Regions from separate parts of the Homo sapiens genome. Here all the other regions are linked to region 1. Evidence: read pairs that join two places in POLR2A ChIA-PET (ENCODE). Cell type or tissue: Caco-2. All regions are shown on one strand. Region 1 holds the start of USP19 (ubiquitin specific peptidase 19). Region 2 overlaps USP4 (ubiquitin specific peptidase 4). Region 3 overlaps IHO1 (interactor of HORMAD1 1).

The links. Peaks named below come from ENCODE experiments on the same cell type or tissue, not always from the same donor. Only the 100,000 strongest peaks of a DNase experiment are listed, where the experiment ranks them.
Region 2: POLR2A ChIA-PET joins it to region 1 with 5 read pairs; 5 of 35 experiments call an interaction of 5 or more read pairs at or near these places.
Region 3: POLR2A ChIA-PET joins it to region 1 with 5 read pairs; 3 of 35 experiments call an interaction of 5 or more read pairs at or near these places.

The regions. Positions count from the first base shown.
Region 1 is chr3:49,119,336-49,123,335 of GRCh38, forward strand. USP19 (ubiquitin specific peptidase 19) reads right to left here and starts at 1,488. Exons shown (of 27, transcript NM_001199161.2): 1 at 1,421-1,488. LAMB2 (laminin subunit beta 2) reads right to left here. Exons shown (of 32, transcript NM_002292.4): 26 at 3,797-4,000; 27 at 3,369-3,717; 28 at 2,828-3,035; 29 at 2,609-2,750; 30 at 2,349-2,525; 31 at 2,098-2,257; 32 at 1,779-2,027. The coding sequence ends at 1,891. RefSeq lists enhancers at 787-1,776, 1,777-2,765 and a silencer at 1,349-1,668. In Caco-2, no CTCF peak of the experiment used is centred here; a DNase peak (open chromatin) is centred at 1,596; H3K4me3 peaks cover 1,888 bases.
Region 2 is chr3:49,314,909-49,318,908 of GRCh38, forward strand. All of the region lies in intron 6 of USP4 (ubiquitin specific peptidase 4), which reads right to left. It overlaps LOC124906236 (Sjoegren syndrome nuclear autoantigen 1 homolog), which reads right to left. Exons shown (of 2, transcript XM_047449404.1): 1 at 3,401-4,000; 2 at 1,744-2,570. The coding sequence starts at 2,557. The coding sequence ends at 2,174. Among named protein-coding and RNA genes, the nearest start is that of USP4, 23 kb to the right of the region's middle. RefSeq lists enhancers at 1,584-2,085, 2,086-2,585. In Caco-2, no CTCF peak of the experiment used is centred here; no DNase peak of the experiment used is centred here.
Region 3 is chr3:49,237,324-49,241,323 of GRCh38, forward strand. IHO1 (interactor of HORMAD1 1) reads left to right here. Exons shown (of 8, transcript NM_001135197.2): 4 at 3,903-4,000. Among named protein-coding and RNA genes, the nearest start is that of MIR4271, 35 kb to the right of the region's middle. In Caco-2, no CTCF peak of the experiment used is centred here; a DNase peak (open chromatin) is centred at 1,568.

The sequences.
Region 1 (4,000 bases):
TACACCCAGGGCTCAGCAACACAGGACACTAATGCTACAGAGCTGTATCTTCTCATCTCTTAAGTACCCCTGGACACTCTCAGGATATTCTGAAGAGGTAATAAATAATGCAAGTAGCAGCAACCACTTCTGGCCAAGCCTCATAGATACCCACCATAACAGTCCCACACAGGTGAAAGCCTCACTGAGGGGGCACCAGGTCAAGGAAGTCATGGCCTGGGACCAGGCTACTCCACCAATCTGGAGAGGAGCCACGGCTCCAGCCCACAGGGCTGGCACTCCGAGCAGGGTGCTCACTTTTCCTTCACTCTCACTGGCTGCTTAGTCACCACTGGAGAAATAGAAGGTGGAGGAGGAAGGCAGGACAGGAGACAAGCCGCAGGAGAACCAGGCTCTGTGGCTGTAAACAGGCTCAACCCAGGTTCTACCATTGCCCAGAAAAAGTCCTGGGGCTAAGGCACTCCACCTGCCTCCTGCCAGCTCCCACCCTTGGCAAGAACCTGCTCCTATGTACTGCTTGGTCCTTCTTCATTTCAAGAGAAAGTCCTCTCCCCAGCTGCTGTCCCAAGCAGAAAGGGACTGAAAAGTGTATCTAGATGTCACGCTACCTCTTCAGCAGCAACCCTGCTCCAGTACTAAGGCAGGATGGGCATCCAGTTTGAGACTGGAACAGAAATTATCACCTTCCTTCCCAGATGCCTTCACTCATGAGCTCTGAGCCACAAGGACCACTACAGTTTCCCACAGACCCACCAGTGGATTCTGGACTGTTTCCTCCTCCAAAATGAAGGTCTTGAAACTAGATACTGAGATGAGGCTGGGGAGGACCACAGATCCAGGACTCCTGGCAGCCTCAAGCCTGGCCTGAACCAGTAGCAGGACAGATAATGACTAGTCTGTGTTCCCCTAAGTGTGTAAAGGAGGAAGGAGGGATGGCAGGATACCCTTCTACAGGTCAGATGTGGTACTGGTGGGCTGGATCTTTAATGACACCTGCCACCGGCGCCTCCTTCTTGCACCCAGGCCCCAGCCGAAGGTCGCGTCCCTCCCCCATGCCCCAGGGACGTCGAGGCGGGTAAGGGGCTGTTTAGAGACCCGAGCCGGCCTGAAATGGCAGCGCGGGGTTACTGACCACAGATCAGCGCCCCGGTCGAGCTGCGACCCAGCTTCAGCCTCTGAACCCCGAGCCCGCCACCACCTCTCCCACGAAGTTGCCCTCGCTGGCCGCCAGTCCTCTCCCAGGTGGGAGGCTGGCCACAGGCATAGCGTAACGGCCCTGCCGGCATCAGTGGGCTGGCACGCTGCGGGGCACTAGGGGTAGGGACTGGCACGGCCCGTGACCTTGAACAGGCCGCCGCGGCCGCGCGTTGCGGCCTCCCCGCTGCGGCCAAGCCAGCGAGTTGCAGCCTGCTCCACTCACCGAGCGAGACCGCCGCAGCCAGCCCTCTTCGGGCCCTGGCAACCCGCTCTCCGTTCCGGTTCCGGCGCAGGTCGGTTCCGGTTCCGGCGCGCCCCTCCCCCGTCCCGGCGCCGCCGCCACCGCCTTAGCGGCTTGTTTTGTTTCGACTTCTAGCTAAGGCCGAGGGAGGCGGAGCGCCAAGCTGGTGACGCACTTCCGGCGGGAATGGGCTCGGAGCGACCCGCAGCTCCGGGGCGGGCCCGAGCGGAAGGAGGCGGTGCTCGGGTGGCTTAGCGGTGCATGGGTTCTGCTGGGGGCAACCTCGAGGTTCCCCTGGAGACTCCCCCGCCCGCCCCAAATCAGAGTCCAGACAACACAGTGGGGGTTCACACTGGTTTATTGGGGGCCCTGCCGGGCCAAGAGCTCTTCAGTGCATAGGCAGACATGCATGTGGGGCAGTGCTAGGAACTGGGGTAGGCCTTGGGCAGGGGTCACTGGCAGGTGTTGTAGATCTGCACCTGCAAGTTGATGGCTTGAAGCACGCTGCGCATCCTGGCCTCCAACCCGTCCAACTGGGCTGCCTTACTCTCCAGTGCCCGCTCATTTTCCTCATAGGTGCCTTCCAATTCTAGGAAGGGCAGGTGTCAGTTTAGGGGGGGTTTCCCGCAGTCTTGTGTCTCTGGTGCCCCATTTCTTACCCTGTAGCCGCTGCAGCTTGTCCTGAGCGGCTTGCAACAGGTCCCGAGCCTCATCCCGCAGTTGTTCTGCCCTTGCCTGTGCAGCCAGCACACCTTGGGCCTTGCGCTCAGCTAGGGCCTTCACCGTCTGGTACTGATCACCCAGAGGACCGCGTAGCAGCTGCAGATGTAGAGGGTTAGGTTAGCGTGGTAGCTCAGTGGAGGCCCATCTTCCACCCCTACCTTCTCCAGCTGGCTCTGCCTCAACCCACCTGCTCAGCCTCCTGGGCACGACCCTGGGCACTGCCTGCCGTTTCTTCTGCTGTAGAGGCTGCCAGACTATTTCCTGCCCGTTTCAATTTCAGAGCCTCCAGGAGAGCATCCAACTGCCGAGCCCTTTCACCTGCAGAGCTCAGTGCCCGCTCTGCACCTGCCATCCTCTCCTGTACCTGCCATGGGTGAGCCAAAGGTTACACAGATCTACGGTTCATGCCCATAACCTTGTCCCACTGATGTCCTAGGAAGACCTCACCTGGTACAGGGTCTGCTCTGTGTCCCGTGTGTCAGCCACTGCCCCCCGGATGGCACCCTGGGCAATACCCTGTGCCCGCTGGGCCTCCTCCAGTGCTGCCTGTACTGTCTCTGCCTTCTGTTTCTCATCCTCAGCCCAGCTCCTGGGGAGAAGGGGGAATCAGAACCTGGAGGTATCAAAACCAGGTGTCAGGGATAGGGGCCAGGGATGGGGTCAGACCTTGCCCGCCGTGCATCCTGCAGTAGCTGCTCGGCACGACGCACATCTCCTACAGTACGTGCCAGGATCGCATCCACATCTGCCAGGCTCCGGACTCGCTCTGCAATCGCACCCGCCAGGTGCTGGATCTGCTCAGCTGAAGCTGGGATGGAGAGCTCTAGCACCCGTGTGGCCACCATTTCAATGCTATCAGGATCAGCCCCCTCCTCTATAGGGACACAGCAAGAACTTAAGAACATAGATTCTCCAGCATGGGCATGAGGATACAGTTTTGGGGTATGGACTCAGGACATGTACATGGGATAGGGGTTTGTTACCAGGCATAAGGATATAATCACAAGGACAGGGACTATACAAGGGGCTCAGACTCAAGAACATGGACCTGGGACCACATATGGGCAATAACTCAGGAGCCAGTCAAGGGATCATAAACACTAATCCAGTGTAGTCCCTGAGGCTCAAGTATGAACCAAGGGAGATACAGACACCGGGAGTTGCCAAAGGGGACAACCACATGGCCTGGGACACGTGGGAGGCTCACGGTTGAGGAAGTCCTTCACACTCTGGATAAGTTCTTGAAGTTCCTGGTTGGCCTGTTCCACCTGTCCCCTGGAAGCATTAGCCTTGTCCAGGGCTGCCTGGGCCCGCTGCTGTGCCTCGCTTGCCTGCCGACGAGTCTCAGCCACTCTGCTGAGGATGCTACCACCTTCTGCCAGTGCCCGCTGCAGCTCTGCCTGTGTGTGCCGGGCCCGGCCCAGTGCTAGGTCTGCTGTAGCCGCTGCCCCATTGCAGCTGAGGCCCCCACAGCGCGGCTGCCCATCCTCATCTCGACAGCCGGCACCCCCACAAGGGCTTGTAGCACAGGGTGCATCCCCTGGTGCCCCACACACCTGCCAGGCACAGAACAAGTCAGGGCCCTGTGAGAGGAACATCTACACCCACCTGCCCCACCCAACACTTCAACCTCACCAGCTCATTTATGTCTGTCAGGCTCAGGGTGTGGGTATGGGCAGAGAGCTTGCCAAGTGCCCGCTGGTTGGCCATGTGTTTGCTGTTGAAGTCCTCCTTCTGAGCATCCATCAGTGCCTCTGTCCGATGCCGAGCACTTGCCGAGTTGCTCACAGGGCTAGGTACTGCCAGGGCTGAGGTATTGGCACGACGTTCTGCCTCTGC
Region 2 (4,000 bases), 200 kb after region 1:
AGATATCCAAGACCTGTCAATTTCTTAAACAGACAACATTTCAGGGTGATAGAAATTAAAGAAAAATTTTATTTGATGTTTAAAATGTTCTAGAAAATACTGCCAGTTTTCATAGTAAATTCAATCAAAAAGAAACCAAATTAAGGGCATATAAGGATACTTTTTATATGCTTGAAAATTAACACAGTAAGATTTAAAAAAAAAAAAACTCTATCCTTAGGCTGGGTGCAGTGGCTCATGCTTACAATCCCAGCACTTTGGGAGGCTGAACTTCTCTTTACAGAACAGAAAAAGCCAGGCATAGCAGCACGTGCCTGCAGTCCTAGCTACTCGGGAGGCTAAGCCGAGAGGATCCCTTGATCCCAGGAGTTTGAGGTTGCAGTGAACTATGATCATGCCATTGCATTCCAGTCTGGGCAACAAAGCAAGACCCTATCTATTAAAAAATACTCTATCTTTGACAGACAAGTCAGAAGCAAAACTTCTCTTCAGAAAATTTACTATAATCTGGGAAATGCTGAGCACTAGGGCAGGGACTTGTCTCCAGACCTTCAGGCAACTGTGGAACAAACCCTGGGCATTACAGGCTGGAATATAGGAAGCCAGGAGAAATGTCTGAATCTCAGGCATATATATTAGGTAAGCAAGATCTCACTCTGATTTGTGACTGGGTCTCATGCCACACTCTGAAAACAGACACTATGCCTCCAAACAAGGATACCTCTGCTCCTAAGAGACACTGTAGTCAAGCCTCTGGACTCCCAGGCACCTTTCTACTGGTAAGTCCTGCTCCCCAGGCATGTCACGTGATTATCAATTACAACTCAAACGTGTGCCTGATACCATGGTGGGACCCTGTAACATCCCTGTGCCCAGGCCCAAAGTGAGGCTCTGGACAAACCAGGCAAAGCCCATCCCTGCCCTCCTTAATCTACTGCACTCCACTTGCTTCTCAGATGTTCTCCAGACTGAATGCTGCTCTGAGGATGAATCTATCCTATCCTTTAAGACTAGGCCAGGCGTGGTGGCTCACGCCTGTAATCCCAGCACTTTGGGAGGCTGAGGTGGGCGGATCACATGAGGTTGGGAGTCCGAGACCAGTCTGACCAACACAGAGGAACCCCATCTCTACTAAAAATACAAAATTAGCCAGGCATGGTGGCACATGCCTGTAATTCCATCTACTCAGAGGCTGAGGCAGGAGAATCACTTGAACCCGGGAGGTGGAGGTTGCAGTGAGCCGAGATCGCGCCATTGCACTCCAGACTGGGAAATGAGAGCGAGACTTCATCTAAAAAAAATAAAATAAAGACTGACCTCAAGTATCCAGCGTCTGGTACCTGGAATTATAATTAAGATAATGATAAACTCTTTTAATTTAACTTTATTTATTTATTTTGAGAGTGTCTCACTCTGTCACCCAGGCTGGAGTGCAGTGGTCCAATCTCAGCTCACTGCAGACTTCACCTCCCCAGTTCAAGCAATTCTCATGCCTCAGCCTCCCCAGTTCAAGCAATTCTCATGCCTCAGCCTCCCGAGTAGCTGGAATTACAGGTGCATGCCACTATGCCTGGCTATTTTTTTATTTTTAGTAGAGACAGGGTTTTACCATGTTGGCCAGGCTAGTCTCGAACTCCTGGCCTCAAGTGATCTGCCCGCCTCAGCCTCCCAAAGTGCTAGAATTATAGGCGTAAGCCACCAAGCCCGGTTAACTTATTTTTCATTCATTCATTCAATCATTTATTTATTTTTACAAAGATAATCTTTATTGACAGTCACAGGCCACAGGGGTGAGCCCTGAGGTTTGGGTTCTGGGATGAAGGAGAACCCCTGCCCCCTGCCCTGGGCCTCTGCTGGCTGAGGGGACCTCCATGGTGCTCAGACTACAACCAGGACCTCCCTGGCAGCCCAGGAGTGTGGGTGCCGCAGAGACAGGCCCCTTGCAGAGCTGACCTAGAGCCCACCCTCCCCATAGCCTGTGTGAGCACAAAGCCAGGACCCACAGGCTGTGCCCCGGGCTTGTCACTGATGCCAGTGGAGGTTGGCAGCTGCCCCTCTTAGCACCTGAGACAGTGAAAGAAGGCAGCTGCTGCCATGAAGAAGACGCTCTGTGGACAGACTTGCTGGGGCTGAGTTGAGGGGCGCACAGAGGCAGGCCCTGCCCATGGTCTGGTCAGCTGTCCCTGCCACCACTACTTTTCTGGTCTGAGGCTGTAGCCTTGGTCAGGTTCCCAGCTTCCCTCTTCAGGACACTGAGCAAAGTCTGGGAGCTCTCCAGCATCTTGAGGTAGGTGGCCTCCGTCTCCGCGATGGTCTGGTAGAACTTACTGCAAGAGGCAATCTTGCGTGCCAGGTTCTCGTTGACGCGGGCCAGCTTCTCGTTGACGCAGGCCAGCTTCTCTGTCAGCTGCCTCACCTCATTCTGCAGCCGCTGTTTCTTGTCCTCCTCCTGCTGGATCTGCCAGCACAGCTCCTCCTGCTTCTGGCATAGCTCCTCTATGCATTTGACCAGCTTGTTGTCGTAGTTCTGCAGCGCCATGCCCTGCTGGGTCAACATCTCCTGGGGCCCCCTATTTTTTTTTTTGAGATGGAGTTTCACTCTTTTTTTGTTTTGTTTTGTTTTTTGTTTGTTTGTTTTTTTTTTTTTTTTGAGACAACAGTCTTACTCTGTTGCCCAGCCTGGAGTGCAGTGGCGTGATATCGGCTCACTGCATGCTCCGCCTCCTGGGTTCACATCATTCTCCTGCCTCAGCCTCCCGAGTAGCTGGGACTACAGGCGCCTGCCACCATGCCCGTGGTGTTTTTTTTTTTTTTTAAGTATTTTTAGTAGAGACGGGGTTTCACTGTGTTAGCCAGGATGGTCTCAATCTCCTGACCTCGTGATCCGCCCGCCTCGGCCTCCCAAAGTGCTGGGATTACAGGCATGAGCCACTGCGCCCAGCCTGAGATGGAGTTTCACTCTTGTTGCCCAGGCTGGAAAGCAATGGTGAAGTCTCAGCTCACTGCAACCTCTGCCTCCTGGGTTTAAGCGAGTCTCTTGCCTCAGGCTCCCAGGTAGCTGGGATTACAGGCACACGCCACCACGCCTGGCTAATTTTTGCATTTTTAGTAGAGACAGGGTTTCACCATGTTGGCCAGACTGGTCTTGAACTCCTGACCTTAGGTGATCCGCCCGCCTTGGCCTCCCAAAGTGCTGGGATTATAGGCATGAGCCACCGTGCCTGACCTAATTTTATTTTTTTAAGAGACAGGGTCACATTATGTTGCCTAGGATGGTCTCAAACTCCTGGGCTCAAGCAATCTTCCCACATCAGCCTCTCAAACTGCTGGGATTACAGGCATGAGCCACCAGTGCCCAGCTACAATAAACTCTTAACAGTCAGAATACTTGCTGCCTTACCAAAAGTCAAGCTGTGACTCCACACCAACACTGTGAACACCATCTGTAGGCAAAGGTGGCTTTCTTAACTTCAGGGACACCAATCTCTTCTGGCTCTGGGCTGGCAACCTTAAAGGGCCTTATAGACCTCAGGCAAGTGACGTTAAAGGGAAAGAGAGAAACAGATGGAAAGAGACAAAGCCAGGTCTACACAAACCCTTGAGAAACTAATATTAAGTTAGCTGGAGCAATTCACATGGAAGAGAAAACTCTGAAAATGCCCAGAATTTACAAGGTGGTCCTCATTAGTGAAAAAAAGACAATTAAATATAAACAACCGGCCAGGTGTGGTGGCTCACGCCTGTAATCCCAGCACTCTGGGACGCCAAGGCGGGTGGATCACCTGAGGCCAGGAGTTCGAGACCAGCCTGGCCAACGTGGTGAAATCCCATCTCTACTAAAAATACAAAAAATTAGCCGGGCGTGGTGGCACGAACCCGTAATCCCAGCTGCTCAGGAGGCTGAGGCAGGAGAATCGCTTGAACCTGAGAGGCAGAGGTTGCAGTGAGCCGAGATCGTGCCACTGCACTCCAGCCTGGGTGACAGAGCAAGACTCTGCCT
Region 3 (4,000 bases), 120 kb after region 1:
GAGATAGAGCATGACTCTGTCTCAAAACAAACAAACAAAACAAAAAAACCCGACAACCAATACTTAGTTTCTAGCCTTAAAAAAATTACTTATTCTGTTGGAATATGTTTTAGAATTGTACATCTGTAAGGATTACTCTCCTAAAGGGATTTGTGCTTGATTAGTGACTCATTTGACTTAATAGTCTGAAATGGCAACATTTATATTTGCGGTTTCTTCTATTACAAAGCAACGTAAAATAGTGTCAATTCCTTGACCAATCCTAGGGAGAGGCAAATATATATACATATATATTTGCCTAAGGCTAGTCATACTATTGTTTGTGAGAATTTATAAGTAAAAATAGTTTTCATAAAATAGAAATAAAATAACAAATTTTATTTTAGACAGACTTTTTTAAATAATAAACTTCATGTAATCTGTATACTTTAGTCAACTATACTACATTATGTCCTTGAAGAAGAAGGAGATGAGGATTCTGAGGCCTAGGTTAGTGAGTAAAGGCCAGAATGAGGAACAGAGTCTCTTGAATCCTTGATGTTTTGAGATTAACCTGTCTTTTCCTTTTTTTTTTTTTTTTTTTTTTTTTTTTTTTGAGACAGAGTCTTGCTCTGTCACCTGGGCCGAGGTCCAGTGGCATGATCTCAGTTCACTGACTGCAAACTTCGCCTTCCAGGTTCAAGTAATTCTCCTGTCTCAGCCTCCCTAGTAGCTGGGATTATAGGTGTGTGCCACCACACACGGCTGATTTTTGCGTTTTTAGTAGAGACAGTGTTTCTCCATGTTGGCGGGCTAGTCTTGAGCTCCTAACCTCAGATGATCTGCTCACCTCAGCTGCCCAAAGTGCTGGGATTACAGGTGTGAGCCACCATGCCCAGCCTGATTCTTTGAGATCAATCTGTGTTTTCTTGTGAGTCAAAAACATTTTGATTTTGGAGGCACCTATAACTAAATGTAGTTTTGTTTTGTTTTGTTTTGTTTTGTTTTTGAGACAGAGTTTTTCCCTCTGTCACCCAGGCTGTAGTGCAGTGGTGCTGTGGCAGGAATCAGAGGACCAGAGAGACCAAATGGATAAAACAGGAGGATTTTATTAAGGTGTGCACCGGCTCAGCGGATTCGCATCCAAAAGGCTGAGACCTGAACAGAAACAGGGCTTGACTTTTATACACATTTCTGAAAGGGGATTGGCCAGTTTGAATGGCGTGGAGGGAATTTGGTGGCATGAAGTGTATAGTGCAGGCAAGTGGGCATACAGAAGCAGAACAAAGGCAGTTAATCAAACAGTGACAGGTTTCATCATCCTAGCATAGCTCGTGACCTCGCAGCTGCATTGGAAGGAAAACAGGAACTTATCAAACTAAAGCAGGCTTTGCATCTGGTACATATCTTACTCAAGCTCGTCTTGTGACCTTGTCATGTTGCACAGAAGAGAAACAGGAATTGTAAAACTCTGTGAAGTAACCTTGAGTATCACTAAGGAAGGATTATCAAAGGGGAGGGGGAAGTTGGGAAAAGAGAAAAACCTGCTTTCCCACCCTCGCCTGGGAATGGGAGGAGAGGGGACTCTGGAGCACATTCCTTGAGGGCTCTGGTTTTGCACATAGTGTTATCAAAGCCCTGCCAGAGCTCTGCTGCCTATTGCTAGGTCTTGGAGTGAGTCAGCCCAGCAAGAGAAAACTTGTTTTTCTCTTTACATCTCCTGCTTCAGTGTGATCTCAGCTCACTGCAACCTCTGCCTCCTGGGTGCAAGCAATTATCATGCCTCAGCCTCCTGAGTGGCTGGGATTATAGGCGCCTGCCCCCATGCCCAGCTAATTTTTGTATTTTTAGTAGAGACAGGGTTTCACTGTGTTGGCTAGGCTGGTCTCAAACTCCTGACCTCAAGTGATCCACCTGCATTGGCCTCCCAAAGTGCTGGGATTACAGGTGTGAGCTACCATGCCTGGCCACACCAAGCTAATTTTTTTCTTTTTTTTTTTGAGAGGGAGCCTCACTGTTGCCAGACTGGAGTGCAGTGGCATGATCTCAGCTCACTACAACCTCTGCCTCCCGGGTTCAAGCGATTCTCCTGCCTCAGTCTCCTGAGTAGATGGGACTATGGGCGTGCACCACCACGCCCAGCTAATTTTTGTATTTTTAGTAGAGACAGGATTTCACCATGTCAGCCAGGATGGTCTCAATCTCCTGACCTCATGACCCACCTGCCTCAGCCTCCCAAAGTTCTGGGATTACAGGCGTGAGCCCCCGTGCCCAGCTGCACCAGCTAATTTTTATATTTTTTGTAGGGATGGGGTTTAGCCATGTTGCCCAGGCTGGTCTTGAACTCCTGGGCTCAAGGGATTTTTTTTTTTTTTTTGAGACGGAGTTTTGCTCTGGTTGCCCAGACTGGAGTGCAATGGTACGATCTCGGCTCACCACAACCTCTGCCTTCCAGGTTTAAGCAATTCTCCTGCCTCAGTCTCCTGAGTAGCTGGGATTACAGGCATGCGCACCACGCCTGGCTAATTTTGTATTTTTAGTAGAGACGGGGTTTCTCCATGTTGGTCAGGCTGTTCTTGAACTCCCCACCTCAGGTGATCTGCCCACTTCGGCCTCCCAAAGTGCTGGGATTATAGGCGTAAGCCACTGTGCCCAGCCTGGGCTCAAGTTTTATATATAAACTTACATGCATCAAATAGGGACTTAACAAATAAGATTAAGTTGGTGCTTTTTTTTCTTTTCTTTTCTTTTCTTTTCTTTTGAGACAGAGTCGCACTCTGTCACCCGGGCTAGAGTGCAGTGGCACGATCTTGGCTCACTGCAACCTCCTCTTCCCAGGTTCAAGAGATTCTCCTGCCTCAGCCTCCCGAGTAGCTGTGATTACAGGTGTGTGCCACCACGCCCAGCTAATTTTTGTTTTTGTTTTTGTTTCTGTTTTGAGACGGAGTTTCACTCTTGTCGCCCAGGCTGGAATGCAGTGGTGCAATCTTGGCTCACTGCAACCTCCTCCTTCTGTGTTAAAGCAATTCTCCTGCCTCAGCCTCCTGAGTAGTTGGGATTACAGGCGCCTGCCAGCATGCCCGGCTAATTTTTTGTATTTTAGTAGAGACAGGGTTTCGCCAAGTTGAGCAGGCTGGTCTCAAACTCCTGACCTCAGGTGATCCGCCCGCCTCGGCCTCCCAAAGTGCTGGGATTACAGGCATGAGCCACCACACCCGACCAATTTTTGTATTTCTAGTAGTGACGGGGTTTCATCACATTGGTCAGGTTGGTCTCAAACTCCTGACCTTGTGATCCACCCACCTCGGCCTCCCAAACAAAGTGTTGGGAGTACAGGGGTGAGCCACCATGCCCAGCCAGTCGGTGCTTTAAGTTAGTAAAGTATGCTCTGAAATAAGTATTTCAGTACAAAAATTGGTATCTAGTGATATGAAGGAATAAATGACCTCCCTGAATGTTTCAGAATTTTGCCAAAGAATGCAGAAAGTGGCTCACCATTTGTCAGCATGCCCACTGTCCAGTCCACATCAAACTTACCAATATGAGTTCAGTTCACTAGCAGCTGAGCAACAGCAATTTGAGTTAAAATTATGATTATGAAAACTTTAACACATCATGTCAGAAATAGCATAAATGGTTCTCTGTTCTTGCCTTTAAATTTATGCAATTGATTCTAAGCTATTTTGGTTGACATTTAAAATATCTCTGGGCTGGTAAGGCAAAAATCTATATTAATAAAAACAGTTGCTTTATTTTAAATATAATTTTCTGGTGTATACAAAGATAAAATGGAAATACTACTTGCTATGTTACGTTACAGCAATATGGTTTGCACTTAAATGTGACTCTGCATTGTACAGAAAATAGTGAATGCTATAAATATTTTTATGTGTGAAATGCTATATATTTTTTTCATTTAACAGGGTGAACCTAGCATTTTCACAAAGTACCAGACAAAGCCCCAGCTGTTCGGAGGAGATATAAAAGATGGAGGTTTATTTCCTCCTCCTTTGTCAGTTGG